2 separate regions of the Homo sapiens genome follow, and region 1 is linked to region 2. Evidence: read pairs that join two places in POLR2A ChIA-PET (ENCODE). Cell type or tissue: PC-3. All regions are shown on one strand. Each heading gives the region's core, and the rest is flanking DNA. Links, peaks and the distances in the headings are about the cores only.

Region 1 (5,378 bases), core at 266-5,265, 160 kb before region 2:
TAAATATTTGTGTATCTAGACATATCTAAACATAGGAAAGGTAATGTGTTGTATTATAATGTCACATGGCTACGATGTCACTAGGTGAGAGGAATTTTTTAGCCCCATTATAATCTTATGGGACTCCTGTCATATATGTGATCCATCGTTGGCCAAAAATATCGTTATGTAGTGCATGACTGTAATTTGGTGTTCAGTGAGGACTCTCTCCTCTGGCTGGCCAGAACTTGAGGGCCTCCCAACCTGTGTGAGCTCTGGTTACTGCAATGTCTACAGCTGCCTATACCTGTGCATTGTGGTTGTATGCCCAGCCCCATGGATTCTTGCCCTATATAGGTACACATCTGTGTTCATCTGAGACTCAGGGTGACCCCATGCAGATTCATGAACCCCTTTTTCTTTTTTGTTTCTTTTTTTTTTTTTTTGAGATGGAGTCTAGCTCTGTTGCCAAGGCTGGAGTGTAATTGGCATGATCTCAGCTCACTGCAACCTCTGCCTCCTGGGTTCAAGTAATTCTCCTGCCTCAGCCTCCCGAGTAGCTGGGACTACAGGCACTCACCACCATGCCTGGCTAATTTTTGTAATTTTAGTAGAGATGGGGTTTCGCCATGTTGGCCAGGCTGGTCTTGAACTGCTGACCTCAAGTGATTCACCCACCTTGGCCTCCCAGAGTGCTGGGATTACAGGCAGAAGCCACCATGCCTGGCCTATGAGCCCCTTTTTCTGCCTCCTCAAACTCCAGTTGCAGTTTCCTCAGCTCGGCAAGACCACTGTTCTCTGCTGGATCCCCTCTCTGTCCCAGGGCTGGGAAATGCCTGCAGGCAAGAAGCCAGGTCGATTGTAGGGCTCATGCTCTCTGCCTAGCTGCTCTGAGGGATCATGTGCCTGCACTGCCTGTTATTTGCAAATAGTTTTTTCATATATTTTGTCTGGTTTCCAACTTGTTTGCAGCAGGAAGGCTAGTGTGATGCCAGTGCTCTGTCTTAACTGGAAGTGAAAGTCTGCTTATTTTAATCAGAATTATTGAATTATTGGACTGCTTTGACAGCATGTAGACAAAGCTCTAAGTTGCTTTTTAAATATGTTACCTGGTGGAGCATGATGACTCATACCTGTAATCCCAGCACTTTGGGAGGCTGAGCAGGGAGGATCACTTGGGAGGATCACTTGAGCCCAGGAGTTCAAGGTTAGAGTGAGCTATGATTGTACCACTGTACTCCAGTCTGGGTGGCAGAGTGAGACCCTGTCTATAAAAAAAAATACATAAAATTAAAATGTTACCTGATAAAAGAGATAGCCTAAGAAATTTAATTGAAATAAATATTGTACAGCCTGATTGCATTTTCAGACTTCTGACACAGTCCCGTGAAACTGTCTTAGGGAGATCCAGGGAAGCCTGTTTCTTAGAAAAAGGCTGCCATACTCTAAGAAGCAGCTCTATGATAATATTTGCAAAGCAATTAAACACAAACTTGTACTCCTGATTGTTACTGCAAAAGTAATACCTATCCATCATTGAAAATTTAGAATGTAATGGCAAGTCCCCCAAAAGAATCACCCATAGTCCCCATCAGTTAGCACTTGTCACTCTTTTTATTGTAGCACTAAACATGTATACTCTGTTGTCAATATATCCACACAAATAGTCTTGTATGAAAAAATTAGCTCATAATGTATGACTTCTATAAATGCTATGTTTGGGTCTCCCTAGCAGGGTGGATCTGATGGAAGAATTAGGGAGGTTGTTGATGATGCAAATTTACAAGCCAGTTATTTGCTGCACTGACCCGAAGTAGGCGGGTTGTTGCATGTGGATGGTGGCAGGATGGATGTGGGATGGACGAGTTCACTGAGAAGCCTCCGAGGGCTGTGGCTGCTGGGATGGCAGGGGAGTGTCCCTTGTTTCCCCTGGACATGCAGTGAGGCACAGGGAGAATCGATGCACGGGGAGAATCGATCCACGATAGGACCAGCCCCACCCCTCCTTCCCCCTAGGAGGTGGGATGGCAGACAGAGACACTTACAGACCATCTGTCCCAATAGTCCATAGAAGCCTTCTGGAGTCACAAATTTGCTGTAAGTTTATCTTCATTTAAAAAAATTATGTTGTAAACCAGAATTAAATAAAAGACACCAATTCAAGAAAGCTATATTGTGGAAATAATTTTTTTAAAGGCAAGTTATAAAAAGACAGGATAATTGTATTAAGAAACTTGAGACAAAGCCTTGTTGCTGTGAATAAGCTTAATTATTTAAATTTGACCTTCTTGGCAGTCAAGGCAAAAAAAAAGGAAAATAAAGAACATTTATAAAGCGCTTGCTATCTAACACAGTTCCGTGATTCTTTATTAGAAACCCTTGGGGGTGGATGCTTTTCTGATTCAGAACATTTGGATTTTAGACCAGTAATAAACTGCATATGTATGTTAAGTAACATGCTAACAGGATCGGGGTGGCAACTCATGACCAAGCACATTCATACATTTTTGCTGTGAAACATGCAAATATTCACACTAAGACTTTAACTATCCTTATATCTGACCAGGTCAGGTTTTGCCACCAAATGAGTTTGCCACAAACTTATGGAAAAAGTCTTGGTTTTCAGGAATATTTAGATTTTGGAACTGTGAGTTAGAGACTGCAGACCTGTAATAGAAGCTGTTAATTAATCTCTAGGGAGGGAGAAATGTTTTCCTACTTCACAAATCTAATACCATGTGGACTTTAAAGATATTGCACAACAAAAGGAGCAGGTTCACAGTGGATGTTTTACAAAAAAAATGCATTGTGTCAACAAACTCAACTGAACTCTATTGGACGGGCATCTGGCCTGCCACCAGGACGCCGGGAGGGGCAGGAGAGGGCAGGACGCAGCCCTGGATGCGGGATGACCTTTGCCTTTCAGGTACACATTGGCGGGTGGTGTTCTGCCTCAGGGGGCCAGAGCACAAAGGCAGCAGGGATTGAGTCCTGGGAGGAGGCCAGGGACTGAATCAGACGAGGCTCTGCAGGGCAGTGCCAGGTGTAGGGTGTTTGTTTGGCTGCAAGTGACAAAGACCCAGGCTCAAGCTGGAGGAGCAACAGGGACTGAGGATCTTGTAGCAGAAAGTGCAGAGGCAGGGTGGCAGTGGGCACCCTATGCCAGGCTCCAGGGTGTCTCCCTGAGTGTGGCCCTCCTCCGGGTGTGGCCTCACCCTTGGCTGGTAAAAGATGTGATATCCTGACAATGGCAAAAGTCCAGTGGAACATGCTAGACTATTTCTTCCTGTGGGTCTCTTTTATCAGAGAGGAAACCTTAGCCAGGAATTCCCAGCCGACTTTTGTTTATGTCTCATCAGCAGGACAGGGTCCTCAGCCCCTCTCAGCAAGTGGGGAGAGAGTCAAACAGCTGGTAGTGGCCAGCCAGGACGGTCCCCACATCACTGGCAGGGAGGAGGGGGCACATCAAGGTGAGCCTCAAATAGTGGGGAAACGGGGGTCACAGCCAATGGGCCGGCCACCCATTGAGCTCACCAGGGGTGGGGAGAAGGGTATGCGGGGATAAGACAGAGCTAGTGGGAAGTCAGCCTTAAAACCCTGGGGTGGGTTGCAAGGACATGGGTGATGACAACCAAGGGAAGTCCTAGGCCTTGAGCTCGTGGGGAAAGGGGCCAAAAGGGCCTGGGTGAGTCTGGTCAGAGCTGCTCCTTCAGCATGGAGAGGCTTGGGAAAGCAGTGGGTTTGGGACTAGCGGAAGTGAGGGGCTGAGCCCCAGCTCGGGCAGTGATACGGGGGCCAGATCAAGGCACCTTTCAGGGCTGCAGGGCTGAGCGCACCCCAAAGCCCACCTGCTCCACACCTGTGCAGGAAGGGCAAGCCATGTGTCTTCTGTACCTGTGTGCACCACTCCAGTCTCTGGAAGTGTGGGTTGCTTCTCCCACACCAAGCAATGCAGTTCTCTACAAATGCCAAACAGGTGTCCTACAGTGTAACTCAATTCTGACTCAATCTACTTTGATAGCATCAGACCCCACAGGTTAAGGGCTGGGCTCAGTCCCAGAGAGCTGCCCCGCCCCGTCACATGCTGATTGCAGGTCCAGGTTGTCACTTGTGTTTCTGACAAACAGGCTGTAAATCAGGGGTTCCCGGGACTCCCTCCCTGGGTTCAGTCATTTACTAGAATGGCTCACAGAACTCAGGGAAACACTTTACTTACGTTTACCGGTTTATTTTAAAGGATCTTGTAAAAGATACAGATAAACTGCCAGATGGAAGACATGCACAGGTGGTCAGCGTGGAAAGGGGTGGGAGCTTCCGGGCCTCTCTACGTGCCACCCTCCCAGCCCCTCTGTGTGTTCAGCATAGGGTTCTCCCAACCTGTCATTTCAGGTTTTTATGGAAGCTCCATTACATAGACTGATTGATTACATCACTGGCCATTGGTGATCAAGTTGACCTTCAGCTCTTCTCCCCTCTCTGAAGGCGGGTAGTGGAGCTGAAATCCCAACCCTCTGATTATTGGTTGGTTCCCCTGGCAACCAACCCCGCTCCTGATTCTACCCAGGAGTCCCTAGCCACCAGTCCCTCCCATGAGCACACAAAAAGACACTTATGGCTTTGGAGATTCAAGAGTTTTAGAAGCCATGTGGCAGGAAAGAGGGTGGGGAGACCACAAAGGCCAAATGCATATTCCTCATTATAGCGCAATGTCACAATGTCCTGGTGTAGGAAAGTGATGGGTTCAGCTACCGCACTGCTGATGGGATACCTTCTATCCGTTTACCTTGACAGCTAAGTCTTCACAATGACCGCAAGGCCAGCCTCAAGTGTAGGATCCTGGAATCCGTTCTGCACAGAAGTGTGGCCTAGGCCCCGCCGGTTCCCCTCGTCTCCCACTCCTTGCCCATCCCACAGTCCCGCTAGCCCAGCCCAGCCGAGCCCAGCCCAGCCCACATGGGGATTATCACTGGAAACAGCTGCCCCTTCTGGCGCAAGGCCCACAGCTGTGCACCCCTATCAGGAAGAGACCCGGGGAGACCCATGAGGCCCAGGTGGAGGTGTCTGGGGGGAATTCTAGGCCCCAGGGCCAGCTGCATGGTCTAGAAGGGGCACAGGTCTGGGTGGGCAGATCTCCTGGGCCCACAGACTCCTTGTCTGTGGGGAGGGCACCACTGGAGGAGGGCCCGGAATAGGAGCTCTGATGGTGGCACTGGCCTCCATGCAGGGGGTGACAGGGGAATGCAGGGAAGGAGGGGGGGGAGGACTCTAAAGGAATACCGCATCACCTGGCCTGGGCCAGGAGGAGCGTGGTGCCCCCTTCACCAAGATGGGGCCTCCCAGGGAAATGGCTGGGCATGCATTCTTTTCTTTTTTTTTTTTTTTTTGAGACAAAGTCTCAC
Region 2 (5,343 bases), core at 344-5,343:
TATACATTCTATATATGTAACTTTATATAATTGCTTTTAAAATCAGTTAAGAGAACAATGAAAAAAACATGCATTTTATATGTCTTTTGCAATTATACGATGTAATTACGTAATTACCTATACCAGCACTTTTTGGGTTTTTTTTTAGGGTACATTCTAATTACCCTCTGGGGTCACTTTGTTTTAGCCTGAAGAACTTCTTTTAGTATTTCTTGTAAGTGGGGAAGTGAAGTCGGGTAGCAACAAAATCTGTCAGTTTTTGTTTATTTGAGAGTTTATTTTACCTTCATTTATTTTTCGTTTTATTTTTTGTAGAGATGGGGTCTTGCTAAGTTGTGCAGGCTGGTCTCAAACTCCTGGCCTCAAGCCATACTTCCACCTCTGCCTCCCAAGTGCTGGGATTACAGGCATAAGTCACCATGCTCAGCTCATCTTCATGTTTGAAAGATAGTTTTGCTGGATATAGTTTTTTTTTTTCTTTTTGAGCATTTTATTTTATTTTTTATTTTTATTTTATTCATTTTTTTTCAAAGTAAACTTCTGCATTTATTTTAAATCACATCCTCGGTGTGACTGCACCTTTTCTGTCCAGCTGTCAGGTGGCCCAATAATGCCTTGGACTCCGTCCCCTTGTCAGTGCCACTGGCTGTTCCTGACTCTAGTTCCCAGGGGAGCCTCAAACTGGGGCCTAGCCAAGAAAGCTACTGGCTAGCATCACATAGCTTCTCCAGCTCAAATAGCCCAAGGTCGGCATGTCTGCCGACCTCCAGGAATAACCGCGGTCACCGTGCCCAGACGACACATCCTCGTGCTATGGGGAGAAGCCTCTGCTGGGTGACCCACCAGCCAACCCTGGGCCAATTTAATTTAGATAAACGCTCAAAGTCCAAACGGCCACAGGAAACCCCTGATGTAACACCTGTTGTGCCGGCCAGCCGTGTCTCAGGAGCTGACTGCAGACACCTGGTCTGGGTCCCTCAAGCCCAGCAGAGCTTGTTATGTCCCCTAAGACAAAGGAGGAAAATGTGGCTCCCCGAGAGGAAGGTGCTGAGCCCCTCACCCCAGGGTGTCACTGAAGATAAGCGGTGACAGTACCGTTGTTCCTTCTGACAGTTGTTCCTTCTGAACAACTTCAAGCTCTTCTCCCTGCTTGAGGTTCTCAGGCTGAATCCCACTGACCGCTGTCCTATAGTCCGTCACGGGCTCGGTTGGTTTGACTACTTGTCATAAACGCACTTCCCCTACTGGTTCATGATGGATACACGGGCGGCCACGCTCTCCTCCCCTTTAGGACTCACGCCCACCATCTCACAGTCCAAGGCTAAGGCTCTTGTCAGGCCGCCGAAGGCCGGCTCTTCCACGAGTCTGAGGCTGACGCTGCCCTCACTGTGACTCAACTGTTTCCTCGCTATCTTGGCCACCTCTGGACCTATGGCAGCTTCGATATCCGCCGGGTCCACGTCGTCAAACCACATGTCTTCCTCGGTGGGTGGGGCAGGGTCTGCCTCCTTAGCTTTCTGCTTCTTATGCTTGATGTCCCCTCATTCTGGAACAATATCACCATTTGTCCTTTCCTTGGTTCCTTTCTTATTGTGCTCTGCTCCGCCGGCCTTGGTGCGAGGTACTGGCGCCTTCCTGTCCATCTTGGAGCCTGAAGGAACAGAGCCCCTGCTGGCCTCTTGGTCTTTTCCCGCCAGCATTTCCTCTCCCTTCACTTGAGGCGAGATCTCTTTTTTGTTTTGCTGGATAATTTTGGGCTTCTTTTTGGAACCCATCTGAGAGATGACAAAAGGCTTTTCTGGGGCCTGAGATTTTTGTTTCAGCAGCCACTCTTGCAGCACCTTCCAGTTTTGAGAAAAGTCTTCTGGTGCCTTTGGAGGTCGCACCACAGCACCAGGGCCGCTTCCTGGCTTCTTGCTTACTTCCTGCGCCTTGCTTTTCCAAAACCTTTTTTTCTTCTTGTTTTTCTTCCAAGTGAGCGTCTTGACAGGACCCGGCTTAGCCACGGGGCTGCTCGGGGCGCGCTTGGAGGTGGGGACCTTCGCCTTCCCCATCCTGCTGCAGTCCAGCGCCTGGGCCGGCCGCCACCCGAGACCCCGGCCTCCCCGGGCCCGGCGCCCTGGCAGCACAAGCGCCTGCCCAGGCCAGGCCGAAACACACCCGCCGCAGGGACCTATTTTTTATTTTTTTGAGACAGAGCCTCACTCTGTTGCCCAGGCTGGAGTGCAGTGGCACGATGTCAGCTCACTGCAACGTCTGCCTCCTGGGTTCAAGCGATTCTCCTGCCTCAGCCTCCCGAGTAGCTGGGATTACAGGTGTGTGCCACCACACTTGGCTAATTTTTGTATTTTTAGTAGAGATGGGGTTTCACCATGTTGGCCAGGCTGGTCTTGAACTCCCGACCTCAGGTGATCTGCCTGCCTTGGCCTCCCAAAGTGCTGGGATTACAGATGTGAGCCACCATGTCTGGCCTGTTTGAGCATTTTAAATATGTGATTCCAGTGCTTTTTGGCCTTTTTTTTTTTTTTTTTTTTTTTGAGAATGCAGCTGTGAATCTTATGGGAATTCTTTTGTAAGGGACATGTTTTTGTTTTGCTTTGTTTTGTTTTTTTGTTTGCAGGTTTTCAAAATTGTCTACTTGATTTTGGCTTTCAGCTTTTTTTTCCTCCAGCACTTTTACTATTTGAGATATAGTACATTTTACTCTTTGTGGATGTCTGTGGTTATCCTACTTGGAGTTTGTTGAGCTTCCTGGATGTATATTGTTTTTCAATCAACTTAGAAATTTTACAGTCATTATTTATTTGAATATTTTTCCTTCTCTTCTGTCTGCTCTCCTGGTATTCTCATGATGTGTATACTAGTGTGCTTGATGGTGTCTCATATATCTCTGAAGCTCTGTTCACTTTTCATTTATTTTTCTCTCTGTTCTTTGGCTTGCATACTCTCTGATGATCTATCTTCAAGTTAATGAATTCTTTCTTCTGCCAGTTTTAATCTTCTGCCAGTTTAATCCACTAAAAACTCTAGTGAATTTTATTTCCATTATTGTACTTTCCAATTCCAGTATCTTCATTTAAAAAATAATTTCTCTCTCTTTGTTGCTATTTCCTATTTGATGTGATATTGTCATCATGCTTTACTTCTTGAATCATGGCTTTCTTTAGTTCTTTGAACATATTATAATGGCCACTTTAAAGTCTTTGTTAAATCTGACACCTATTTAGCTGCTCTTGTCACAAAAAAGTAGCTATAGGAGATGACAGCTATGTTCATCTGCTACACTATTGTAACCATTTTTCTGTGTATACATATAACATCATGTTGTAAACCTCAAATATAGACAAATAAAATTTATTTTTAAAAATCTGACATCGAGTTACTCTCACAGGAAGTTTCTCTTGCTGTTTTTTTCTGAGGTACAGATGATGCTTTCCTGTTTCTTAGCATGTTTCATTATTTTTTGCTGGGATATTTTAGATAACAGATAATATATTGTAGCATCTCTGGGTGCTTGTCCCCATTTCCCCCAGAGGGCTTGCTATTTACTTGTTTATTTTTTAGTGAAGGGCTGGATTGTTTAAGTGAAACCTACTCCCCTGGTGTTGAACATTTGCTATTGCTTCTTCAGGCAGCTTTGGCTCCACAGTCACAGTGATGGCAGTGGTTTTGGCAGTCCCTCTTTGACTGTCTCTTTCCCTGACCACACCAGCTTTAAGCTCCAGTAATTGCTGGCTGATTGTGGTGTTGTTCTCAACAATGCCCTTGAGATTCAATTGCTCTACAGACGGAGTCAATCAAATACAGGATCCTTTGAAGGAGTGGTTCTGGAGGTTGGTACTGTTGGCCCTCCATATCATTGAGTTCCACAGCCATCATTTAACCAACCGCAGATAGAAAATACTGTTAGTTTGTTTTTTTTTAAAGAAGAAGATGGTTGTGTCCATATTGAACTGCCTTTTTTCTTTGTCATTATTCCCTATGCAATACAGTATAACAAATATTTACCTAGCATGTATATTGCATTAGTATTTACCTTGCATAAGTAATTTAATGATTCAAAGTATATGGGAGGATGTGTGTATTTTATATGCAAATACTAGGCCATTTTATACAAGAGACTTGAGCACTCATGGATTTTGGTATCCTTGGGGAGTCCTGGAACCAATCCTTGTGGATATGAACTGAATTTGATATATGTTCTGACTCCAGATGAACTCCTCAGGTTCTCTGGGAAAAATCTCCAAGCAATGGATATTGAGCTGGGGGTGGGGACAAGGGTGCACTTCTCTCCAGGTGATAGTCCCACCTCAGGAGCTAGGCACTTGATGGATGGAGGTGGGCAGTAGCTTTGGGTTTTTTCAGCTTACCTCTTCTGGTGGGGCCTCACTATTCTCAGCAGCACTGTGCCCAAGGCAGAGCCTTCATGTCACGAGTGGTGGCTGGACATCAGGGAGCCCCCACCTCTCGTCACCCTCACCTAGAACTTAACCTCAGGCAGCTGGAGGCAGGATAAGAAATGCTGACCTGCCTCTCCTGGGAAGATACTGTGGACCTCCAGCTGAGACTCCAGGTACAGGGGAATGTGGCTGCTTCTCCTACATGCAGATGAATGCAGCTGCTTCCCACTCATACTTCTGGAACAGTTGTCCCCATCCACTGCACCTTGCTCCTCAGGCTGGAGGGTCTACAGGGCAATTGGACTCAGCACTGCTTCTGGTCCTCTCAGCTGGTCCTGGATGGGCAAAGCCTAATGGGAATCTCAGTCTTATTCAGATGCCTGAGTCTCCTCAGCCCTCCTCTGCTCCTCCTCCCTATGGTGGTGCTGACTGTGGGCATTCGTCCTGTCTTCGGGGCATGCTGGCGCTGCTCCTCTGGTGCCCCCTGGGGAGTGTGGCCGAGGTCAGAGGCCCTGTGGCTGGTGTCTGGCCAGTTTTGGTGTGGACCCCTCGCTGGGCTCTGCCCACCTCGACTCCCCACGGCTCCAGCAACATCACTCAAACAAACTGTGTTTGCACACATGTGACTCAGTGATTTCTTCTGTAGGATTTTATTCTGCAAATGTGCTCATGATTGAGTAAAGACAATGACAAATGTGTTCACTGAAGCAGTGTTTGTGACAAAAGTCAGGAAACACCCAATGCCCACCAAACAGGATGACTTAAGTATCATCCATTCACACAATGGCATGTGTCTTTCCAGAAAGCAGGATTCTGTGATCAAGATATTTGGACATGTGCACAGCATGCTCCCACATGTACAAAGCACTCACACAAATATCCTCACGCATGCGCATATGGCCTTGGGTGTCTGGAGGGACACGTGGCACATTGCAGGCTGTGG

Evidence for each region. Peaks named below come from ENCODE experiments on the same cell type or tissue, not always from the same donor. Only the 100,000 strongest peaks of a DNase experiment are listed, where the experiment ranks them.
Region 1: POLR2A ChIA-PET joins it to region 2 with 5 read pairs; 3 of 35 experiments call an interaction of 5 or more read pairs at or near these places.

The regions. Positions count from the first base shown.
Region 1 is chr15:31,293,966-31,299,343 of GRCh38, forward strand. No RefSeq gene overlaps it. Among named protein-coding and RNA genes, the nearest start is that of KLF13, 30 kb to the right of the region's middle. RefSeq lists an enhancer at 4,828-5,143. In PC-3, for the core only: no CTCF peak of the experiment used is centred there; a DNase peak (open chromatin) is centred at 2,916.
Region 2 is chr15:31,452,085-31,457,427 of GRCh38, forward strand. It overlaps the pseudogene LOC400347. Among named protein-coding and RNA genes, the nearest start is that of KLF13, 130 kb to the left of the region's middle. In PC-3, for the core only: no CTCF peak of the experiment used is centred there; no DNase peak of the experiment used is centred there.